Regions from separate parts of the Homo sapiens genome. Here region 1 is linked to region 2. A link is an interaction called in ENCODE POLR2A ChIA-PET data of the cell type or tissue named here. Cell type or tissue: A673. All regions are shown on one strand. Each heading gives the region's core, and the rest is flanking DNA. Links, peaks and the distances in the headings are about the cores only. Region 1 overlaps ZFYVE28 (zinc finger FYVE-type containing 28). Region 2 overlaps CFAP99 (cilia and flagella associated protein 99).

Region 1 (5,363 bases), core at 74-5,073, 150 kb after region 2:
GTGTCCTTGTCAACACTTGGTATGGTGGGCTTTTTAGCCATTCTGATAGGTGTGAAGTGGTACCTCGTTGTAGTTTTAATTTGCATTTCTCTGAGGAATAATAATGTTGAAAATCTTTTTTTTTTTAAGTAATTTTTTAGAGACAGGGTCTCGCTATGTTGCCCAGGCTGGCCTTGAACTCCTGGGCTCAAGCAATCCTCCTACTTCACTTCAGCCTCCCAATTAGCTGGAACTACAGGCACACCACCTCATCGACTCAAGCGTCGCTTCATGTGCTATTTGTCATTGGTTGTTTGGTGAAGCGTCTGTTGACATCTTTTGCTGTTTCTTTCACTTGGGTTGTTTATCCATATTGAGTACTGATAGTTCTTTATATATTCTGGATATAATTCTGTTATGTGATTTTCAAATATTTTCTCCCAATCTTGTCTTGTCTTTTCATTCTAACAGTATCTTTTGAAGAGCAAAACTTTTTAATTTTGATGAAGTACAATTTATCAATTTTTTATTTTATGAATTGTGATTTTGGTGCCATATCTAAGAATTATTTTCATAGCCCACAGTCACAAAAATTTTTTTCTATGTTTTCTTCTGGAAGTCTTATGCTTTTAGGTTTTACATTTAGATCTATACAGTATTCCATTTGAAGTAACTCATGTATATGGTGTGAGGCATGGATCAATTTTTGTTTTGCATAAGGAAAGTCAATTATTCCAGAATTATTTGTTGGGAAAGACTATTCCTTCTCCACTGAATTGCCTTTGCATTTTTATCTTCAGCTGACCACATGGGGTGGGTTTACATCTGAACTCTCCAGTCTGTTCTATTAATCTATTTGCCTGTATTGACACCAATGCCACACTGTCCTAAATATGGTAGCTTTATAATAAGCCTTAGTTGGAAGTGCAAGTGCCCAGCTTTATCTTCTTTTGAAGGTTGTTTTGGCTATTCTGTCTCCTTTCTGTTTCCATGTGAATTTTAGGGTTGTCAACTTTTACCAAAAAAAAAAAAAAAGCCTGCTGGGATTTTGATTGGGATTATGTAGAATCTATGTAGTAATTTGGAAAGAATTAGCATCTTAATAATAGTTCTGGTTCATAAACATAGTATATCTCTTTATTTATTTAGGCCTTTAATTTATCTCAGCAAAGTTTTATGGTTTTTAACTGTACAGGTCTTGCACATCTTTTGTCAGATGAATCCTCAAGTATTCTATATTTTGTGATGCCATTGTCAATTGGTTTGTTTTATAATTTTAATTTGTAATTGTTCATTGGTAATATAGCTATAACTGATTTTTGTAGATCTTCTAGAAGATTTTTTTTTTTTTTTTTTTGAGATGGAGTCTTGCTCTGTCACCCAGGCTGGAGTGCAGTGGTGTGATCTCGGCTCACTGCAAGCTCTGCCTCCTGGGTTCACGCCATTCTCCTGCCTCAGCCTCCCGAGTAGCTGGGACTACAGGTGCCTGCCACTACGCCCAGCTAATTTTTTGTATTTTTAGTAGAGACGGGGTTTCACCGTGTTAGCCAGGATGGTCTCGATCTCCTGACCTCGTGATCCACCTGCCTCGGCCTCCCAAAGTGCTGGGATTACAGGCTTGAGCCACCATACCCGGCTGATCTTCTAGAAGATTAATCTTCCAGATTGATCTTGCTAAACTCACTTTATTAGTTATGGTTTTTTCAAAGATTTCATCAGTTTTCCTACATAGATGATCTTGTCATCTGAGAAGAAAAGCAGTTTTGCTTGTTTTCAATTGTACGTCCTATATGTATTCCTTTTTCTTGTGTTTTTTAACCAGCCAGAACCTCCAGTATAACGTCGAATGAAAACAATGAAACAGGATGATTCTGCCTTATTCCCAAGCATTCAGTATCTACTGTTAAGTGTGATTTGAGCTGTAGGATTTTCACAGATGACCTTCATCTTCTCAAATAAAAAAGGAGTTCTCTCCTATTCCTAATTTGCTAAGAGGTTTTTTTTTTTTTTAATCAAGAACAGATGTTGGATTTTCTCAAATGCTTTTTCTGCATTCTTTGACGTAATCACATGGTTCTCCTGTTTAGCCTATTAATGTAATAAGTCACAATGATTGATGTTCAGATGTTCGGCCAGCCTTGCAGTCCTGGGGCAAACTGTACATGGTCATGAGGTATTAGCCTTTGAATTTACTGTTGGCTTTGATTTGCTGAACTTCAGTAGGATTTTGCATCTGTCTGAGAGGACTGTCAGGCAGCCGTCTTCTTGTCATGCCTTTTTCTGGTGCAGGAGCATGGCTGTCCAGGAGGAGCTGGGGAGTGCTCCACCTCTTCGGGTTTCTGGAAGAGCTTGTGTAGAACGGGCATTATTTCTGCTTGAAATGTGAGACAGACTTCACCAGGGAAGCCATCTGGGCCTGGAGTTTTCTTTGTGCGAAGATTTTTGACTACAAAATCAATGTCTTTCTAGCAGACTGTCTGTTGAATTATCATCTTATTCCGTGAATGGAGTTTCTTTGCTGCAGTGTTGAGTAATCCGTTGACCCTGCTCCATCCTCCTGACGTCCCCTCAGAGGCACTGACTTGTTATCAGGCACTCGATGACCTGATCTGGCCCTCGCCACAGCCCTGCCCCTGCAATCGGCTTCCCTTGTCCATGCCAAACCAGGGGACCTGCTTGTAGACCCCTTGTGCCCTCCTATTCCTGTCCCTGTCTGCCCCTCGACCTAGCGTTGCCCTATGCTGTGGCCTCCCTCCCTGTCCCTTTGGCATGGAGCCACCATCGTTCAGCCCATGGCTGCCTGGACGAAGATGTAGGGAGCTTTGCCAGCTGGGTCTCACTGAGTCCCACAGCTGCCTTCAAGGTGGGCATCTCCATGTCTGTGGCATTCCTGTTCGCTTCATGGCTGGGCCATCCCTTCCAACCCAGCTCTCCGGCCGCCTGCAGGACCCATCCCAGGGTTCAGCCTGTGCCTCTCAGGCTCTGCAGCATGGTGTCCTCCCAGCCCCCCATGCTGTGTCCCAGAGCACCTGGATGTGACTGAGGAGCCTGGTTGGGGGACGTGCTGGCTCTAGGCTAAGTGGAAAGGAGGTGGCACTGAGGGCTGGAAGGCAGCAAGGCCTGGGAGGACGTGCTGGAGCCTGGCCCATTGAGACACTCACATCCCTGACTCTCCCTGCAACTCCTGCCCTGCAGCCCGGCCCCCTCTGCTCCCCACCCTAGCTCCTTGGCCCAGTGCAGCACCATGGACTGGCTGGTGGCTGTCCAGCCTCAGCCTCCCAGGGCACAGACGCTGGGGCCCACCCAGGCAGGGTTCATGTCCTCCACCAGCCAGGCGTGTGGGGAGTGGGATGGGCATCGGCAAGTGTGGCAGGCTGCCATTCCGAGGGGGGCTCCAGGAGAAGGAGCTGGGCAGAGTCCAGGCCTGTAGTGCTGCCCCTTGAGGTGCAGCTCTCAGTTCCCGCTCTCCTGACCCCAGGACCCCCAGCCCTGTCCCTCAGGACAGGTCTCAGTGAGGCACACAGCAGTGTCTGAGGTGGAGAGAGAGGGGACTCAGGGCCACTTCCGGCCCTACTCCCTGCTCCTGGCAGCATCAGGGAGCCCGTCAAGGGGTGGAAGCGGGGGCTTTGGCTGCAGTGGAGCCTGCTTGGTAAGCATTGGCCCCTCCTCGGGGAGCCTAGAAGGGGATGGGGCCTCCCCGTGAGCCCAAGAAGGTGAGAAGGTGCCAGCCACTTGCTCCCCAGTGGCTCCAGGAAGCATTCTCAAGGGGTCGTTTTCCTCCACCCCATGGGACCAGGAAAATTCCAGGGGGAACAGCCCCTTCTCGAAAGCCAAGCATCTCCTCCCACCTTCACTGAGCCGAAAGCAAGAGGAAGCGGGTTTCAACCGCGGTGATGCTGCAGCCGGAGACCAGGATGCCGTCCTCAGCTGACTTCACCCACCTCTCTGAGACTCGCCAGTTGTGGTGGCTTCTGTTCAGAGAGCTTTTTAAAGCAGCAAAAGCGCCTGCAAGGTGCGAGACGAGAAGGGCGACAGGAGCTCCTCCCGCTCGTGTGCCGGGGGCAGGAGCACACGTGCAGGCACTCTTCGCTAATCTGCATTTCCTCATTTTTTTAGGGTGCACATGTATTGCTTATGTAATTACGAAGAAAAACATAAAGGGATAGTTTCCCAGACCATAATAATAGTGGGATCTTTTCAAGAGCTGGGCTGTGTCTAGGCCTGGGCTTCACTGTGTCCCCAGAGTCCAGATCTTGGCCAGGCAGGGCTGGGCCAGGAGGGACCAGATTATGGCCCCCACCCCTCCCCACCACTGCTCGGCTTGTGCTTGGACTTAATAGGGGAAGCAAGGAGCCAGGTGAGCACCCCAAGGCGATGCCTGGCCCCTGGCCCAGCCCTGGCCTGGCCCCTGCCCCACAGCAGGAGAGGGGTGAGGCCGTCCCAGAGGAGCTGACTTCTTGAAGGACCTGGTGAGCCGTGGACGTCAGCAGCTGCTCTGGGGCCAGGGGGCAGGTGTGGTCGTGTCCTGCTCTGCTGCACCTGCCCCCATGGCCCCCGGCTTTTGGAGACATCTCCTGGGGGCCATCAGTGAGCAGCGTTGCATCCTCACGAGAGGACAAAGCTGGAGAGGGCCAACAGACAGGAGTGTCAGGGTAGCTACGGGATCATGGAGGGGTCACCATGACGACTGGCAAAGTGGCCCTTGGGGCCTGCAACCTGCCTGTCTCACCAGGCACATTGTGATCCTCTGAAGGATCACACTTTGGGAGGCCAAGAGTTCGAGACCCTGTTCTGTAGCTGAGGAGACCCCAGCTCCTCGGAGAAGGCAGGCAGGCTTGTGGTCACACACCTTCCAGGTGGCATGGTCCTGGGGACTGCCGGGCCATCCCCATATGGGCTGCTCTCTCTGGGCTCCGGGTTGCCAGCATGGGCGGCCTTGTCCCCTGAGGAGATCTTGCACGTGAGTCCCCTGGGGCACAGGCTGGGGGCCTGGTGACCGGGGGGTGGCTCTGACGGGGCCTGCCATCACGCTGCTGGCTGAGGCCTGGCTGTCTGTCAGTTGTTGAGCTGGGCTGGCCTCCGCAAGGACAGCGGCTCCCTGGGCCTGTCCACTGTCTGTCTGTGTCTGTCCTCCCCCTGAGCTTCTGCAGAGCATCCCTGGGGTGAGGAGTGCTGGCCACAGCCTGGCTGTCCCCTGTGGGTGATGAGGATCGGGGGCTCAGGGGAACTCAGGTTCGCCGAGTTCTTCTGGACACCACCGTGATGACTGACCAGAGACATCTCTGGGACCTCCTGAGCCCCAAGTCCACAAGTGTCCTGGAGCACGATGCACAGGCCCCCGCAGGCTGTGGTAAGCTGTGTCACCTCTGCCGTCTGGGCAGGGA
Region 2 (5,363 bases), core at 180-5,179:
GAGGGCTCCCGCAGCGATTGGGTCCACCTTGGGGTGGAGGTGATAGTGGGATGGACGGCCTCACTTCACGAAGTGGCTTCTACTTGTAGGCATACACGCTGTCAACTAAACCCCTGAAACATATACAGACGCAGTCCCCTTGTACAGATACAGGAAATAGGCCCAGAGGCATTGGGCCATGCTGGTGAGTGGGGAGCTGGGAGGACAGGGACAGCCCTGCTGCAGGAATCCAGGGGCTCTGAGGACAAGCAGTAGCCAGGATGCAGGAAGCCAATCTGGGCTGGAGCAGATGGAAGCCAGCAGTGGAGAAAGGAGCTTTTTGGAAAGGAACATTCTGGAACTATACTGTTGGTGACTCCTGGAAATGGAGCTGTGGAGTCAGGTGGGGCAGGAGCCCAGTTGTCCTTGGTACAGCCTCTGGGTGGGGGTGCTGTCGAGCAGGGGTTTGGGAAGGGCCTTGCCAGGCCGCCCGAGTGTGGGGCTCCCCCTTCCATGTCCCACACCCAGCATGGGCACAGCCCACCATCATCAGCCTATCAAGTATCCTCTTGTGTGGGCTCCCAGGGGGCAGAGGGCATGGCTTCAAATAGCTCCTCCCTCACCTTAAGAGCCATGGTCCAGGGCCCATAGCAAGTGGAGTCTTGGGGTCTCGCCAGGGCCAGGCCCCAGTGCTCCCAACTTGAGGCAGGTTGGGGAGAGGGGCTGGTCCTAGAGTAGGCAGAGGAAGCCTGAATGGGGGTGGTGGCGCAGGAAGAGGGGCTCACGGGAACTGAGCTGAGTAGCTTCCCAGAGGCAACCCTGCAGGCCCAGGCCATGGGGGCCCCTGAGTGGGCAGTGAGTCTAGCCTGGGGCACAAGGTAGGGGCACCAGCAGGGCCACTCCTACTCCTTCCTTTGGAGGTTTATCTTGATTGCCAGGAGTGGACTGGGTGGGACTGGGGACTTCCCCTTGGTAAAGGAACATCTCCAGGGCCTCCTCTCCCCACAGGAACGGCTTCCATCTCCCCTGGGCCTCCAGGTCTTCTGCACACAGCTGGCACCTAAGTGGTCTGCTTGGGCCAAAACAGCCTGTCTGTCTGTCCTTAGGAAGAAAAAGTGGATCCCTTCAAGTCCTATCAGAAGGGAAAAAACTGGGGGGCCCCTCAGCTGCACTCAGGCCCCAGCAGGCCTCTCCATGGAGCACAAGGCAGGGCCCTAGCAACTGTGCTGACCCCTCTGCCTGGGGGTTCTGGCCTGCCCCGGAGTTTGCCCCAGGCCTGCTGGGGAGGCAGGAGAAGGCAGCAAGGGCAGCATGAGGGCAGCAGGCTTGGGGACCCCGAGAGATATCTAGACCCCAGAATCCACCAGGAACTGATCTGTGGCTTCCTCAGCTCCCTCCACCCTCACCCCTACTCCGCACTCTTGGGATCTGCAGAGAGGCCAAAGGCCCTGCAGAGTCCCCACAGGACTAGAACCACTGACGCAGCCCCAGCCAGCATGTAGGCTCCAGCACAGAAGGGCCGGCTCTGCCCCATTCACTCAGCCAGTCCTGAAATGGCCTTCAGCCACCCGCCACGTGTCAGCTGACTGGCATGGAGGGAGCCCAGGCTGGGGCTTGGGCAGTTGGACCACGTCTTTTCCTCCCCGCGAGGCTGTGGGGCCAGCCTGGGACTTGGGGCTTCTCCGAAGATCTCATCCGAACACGGAGTGATTACTGACACTCATAGAGCTTCTGGGAGCAGGAAGGGGAACGTGGAGCTCCCGTGCCCGTGGAGGCACCTGGAATGGGGTGCAGATGCCATTCAGGGCCCCCAGAGCCCCCCATCCAGCCTACCTCATCAGGGGGTCGATCCAGTTCTCCTTCACGTGGGCTGGCTCGTAGATGAGGCTCCACTCATCCTTGATCCATGAGCACAGGTGCAGGGGGTTGAAGAAGAACCTGAGGAACTGGGGTGGACGGGGGCTGTCAGGGGGCCGGAGCCCTGGGCCCAACCCCTCACCGGGCAAAGTCCCCAGCACCCCCAGTGAGCTCCCTGCCCCCAAGGCCCCCAGCACCCCCAGTGGCTCCCCCCAAGGCCCCCAGCACCCCAGTGAGCTCCCTGCCCCCAAGGCCCCCAGCACCCCCAGTGGCTCCCCCCAAGGCCCCCAGCACCCCAGTGAGCTCCCTGCCCCCAAGGCCCCCAGCACCCCCAGTGAGCTCCCTGCCCCCAAGGCCACCGCGCAGGGTGTGCTTCTGGGACTGTCACCACGGAACTCTGATGCTGGTGCTGGAGGCCTGGACCTTGGCTCCCCTTCCAGCTGGGAGGAGCAGCCCCCGGGGTCCCTGGGTGGGCTGCCGTGGGGAGGGGGTGCCTGAGAAGCTGGCGGCACATCCTCAGCTTGGAGGGCCTTGTCCAGTCAACTTCCCGAAAGCCAGTTGGATGGGGAGCCGAGGGTCCGGGGCTCCATGGTGACGGCCCCAGAAGCACATCCTGAATGGTGGTCTTGGGGGCAGGGAGTTGACTTGGGAGGTGGCCGAGGAGGCACGGGCTGAGCGGGGGTAATGGTGGGCAGGATGGCGGCTTCTGTGTGCCGGCCAGGCAGGGCCTGCAGTCACTGCTGTGCCTCCCCAGGGTGGCCACCCTCCCCAGCAGCCTCCCCTCGGGCCTCCACGCCCTTCTCTTCTCCATGCAGAGGAAACCAGGGATCCCTCTAGAGCCTTCCGCAGCTGCTTCCACCCCCTTTCCCACCCCTTCCCATTTCAGCTGCACGCTGTTACTGCTTCCTCCCTCAAGGGGGCCATTTTCCCTGCCCCGAGGCTGGGGTCTCTACTTACCTTCCTTCTGGCCACCCCCATTTGGGAGCAGACCTTTTGTGCTTTCCTGAGTCCCCTGGGACAGACTCAGCACTGGTCCCTGCCCCCACCCAATCCCTCCATCTCCAAACCCCATCCCCACACTCAGCGTCTCAGCTGGGGTGCTCCCACCAGGACACAGCCCTGTATTGAGGCCCCCATCCTCACTGGGGTGTGGTGGGACAGCCCTACCCGGAACCTGCTGGAGTTGGGGTGGGGCTTTGCGGTGGGTCTGACTCCCCCTCTGCCAGCGGGCAGATTCCCTGGAGCTGTGGGGCCATCAGCCCCCTACAGGTGTCTCAGGGCCACTCCCTGCAGAGTGAGGAGCGCCACCTCCTGGGAGCCACACCATGTCACCGCCCACCACTCCTGACCATGGTGGTACCAGCACCCAAGGTGTGGCCCAGGGGCTTCCCTGGAGAGGCCACAAGGTGGCGTCCCAGTAGCTTGCTCCCCTTCTTCAAGGCCCAGGCTGGCCTCTTCCTGGAGCCCCGAGGCAGGAAGAAGGACCCCAATGGGATAGGCATGGCCCAGCGGGGCATGGGGTGTGGGATGGAGGGAGGCAGTCTCCTGGGCAGTTCCCTTGGGGATTTACGTGGGCAATTCACATGGATCTGCCTCCAGAGGCTCTCTGAGTTGGTAAGTGTGCAGGCACCAGTGTTGGGGGCACCACCCTGTCCCCAACGGTGCTGTGTGGCCAGCGCCCCAAATTCCTAGGGAGTCCCTGCAGCAGCCCCTGAGCACTCTGTCCTGGGCTGGCGCTTTGGGGCTCTGCAGGCCGAGATTGATCCAGGGCCACCTCCACCACTGTGGGACCCAGGGCAAGACAAAACATGGATCTTTGTTCAACAATTTTTTTTTTTTTTTTTTTGAGATGGAGTCTCGCTCTGTCGCCCAGGCTGGAGTGCAATGGCGCCATCTCAGCTCACTGCAACCTCCGCCTCCCAGGTTCAAGTGATTCTCCTGCCTCAGCCTCCTGAGTAGCTGGGATTATAGGCGCGTGCCACCATGACCGGCTAATTTTTTTCTATTTTTAATAGAGACGGGGTTTCACCGTGTTGGTCAGGCTGGTCTCAAACTCCTGACCTCAAGGGATACACCCACTTCGGCCTCCCAAACTGCTGGATTATTGTGCCCGGCCTCAACAATTATTATTATTATTATATTATTATTATTATTATCATTTAGGAAGGGGTCTTGCTCTGTCACCCAGGCTGGAGTGCAGTGGCACAATCATGGCTCACTGCAGCCTCAAACTCCTGGGCTCAAGTGATCCTCCTGCTTCAACTTCGTGAGTGGCTGGAATTACAGGTAAGCACCACCATGCCAGGCTAATTTAAAAAAAATTTTGGCCGGGCGCGGTGGCTGACGCCTGTAATCCCAGCACTTTGGGAGTCTGAGACGGGTGGATCACAAGGTCAGGAGATCGAGACCATCCTGGCTAACATGGTGAAACCCTGTCTCTACTAAAAATACAAAAAAAATTAGCCAGGTGTGGTGGCGGGCGCCTGTAGTCCCAGCTACTCGGGAGGCTGAGGCAGGAGAATGGCATGAACCTGGGAGGCAGAGCTTGCAGTGAGCGGAGATCACGCCACTGCACTCCAGCCTGGGGGACAGAGTGAGACTCCACCTCAAAAGAAAAAAAATATTTTTTTGTAGAGATGGGGTTTTGCTCTGTCGCCCAGGCTGGTCTTGATCTCCTGGGCTCAAGCAAACTTCCAGCTTTGGCCTCCCAAAGTTTTGGGATTACAGGCGTGAGGCACCATGCCCCGCCTGTTCAGCAATTATTAAGAATGTCGGCCGGGCGCGGTGGCTCACGCCTGTAATCCCAGCACTTTGGGAGGCCGAGGCGGGCGGATCACGAGGTCAGGAGATCGAGACCATCCCGGCTAAAACGGTGAAACCCCGTCTCTACTAAAAATACAAAAAATTAGCCGGGCGTAGTGGCGGGCGCCTGTAGTCCCAGCTACTTGGGAGGCTGAGGCAGGAGAATGGCGTGAACCCGGGAGGCGGAGCTTGCAGTGAGCCGAGATCCTGCCACTGCACTCCAGCCTGGGCGACAGAGCGAGACTCCGTCTCAAAAAAAAAAAAAAAGAATGTCAAGCTGGGCGCAGTGGCTCACGCCTGTAATCCCAACACTTTGGGAGGCCGAGGCAGGCGGATCACCTGAGGTCAGGAGTTCGAGACCAGCCTGGCCAACATGGTGAAACCCTGTCTCTACTAAAATACAAAAATTAGCCAGGCGTGATGGCACATGCCGTAATCCCAGCTACTTGGGAGGCTGAGGCAGGAGAATCACTTGAACCCAGGAGGCAGAGGTTGCAGTGAGCCGAGATTGCACCACTGCACTCCAGCCTGGGCGACAGAGCGAGACCCCGTCTTAAAAAAAAAAAAAATGTCAAGATAGTAATAGAAGAGCAGACACCAGTGACTTCTTGTTTCCAGGGTTTGGTTTCTGGTTTCTGGGGTTTGGTTTCTGGTTTCCAGGGAAGCTGGCCCCAACTCAGTCTCCAGGTATCTGCCAGAAAATGCCATCAGTTTTGCTGCTTTTT

Evidence for each region. Peaks named below come from ENCODE experiments on the same cell type or tissue, not always from the same donor. Only the 100,000 strongest peaks of a DNase experiment are listed, where the experiment ranks them.
Region 1: POLR2A ChIA-PET joins it to region 2 with 11 read pairs; 2 of 35 experiments call an interaction of 5 or more read pairs at or near these places.

The regions. Positions count from the first base shown.
Region 1 is chr4:2,289,726-2,295,088 of GRCh38, reverse strand. All of the region lies in intron 8 of ZFYVE28 (zinc finger FYVE-type containing 28), which reads left to right. Among named protein-coding and RNA genes, the nearest start is that of MXD4, 30 kb to the right of the region's middle. RefSeq lists a silencer at 3,953-4,002. In A673, for the core only: no CTCF peak of the experiment used is centred there; a DNase peak (open chromatin) is centred at 2,038.
Region 2 is chr4:2,439,692-2,445,054 of GRCh38, reverse strand. It overlaps CFAP99 (cilia and flagella associated protein 99), which reads right to left. Exons shown (of 16, transcript NM_001193282.4): 5 at 1,813-1,925. Among named protein-coding and RNA genes, the nearest start is that of CFAP99, 23 kb to the right of the region's middle. In A673, for the core only: CTCF peaks have their summits at 2,987 and 3,199 (motif pointing right); a DNase peak (open chromatin) is centred at 3,224.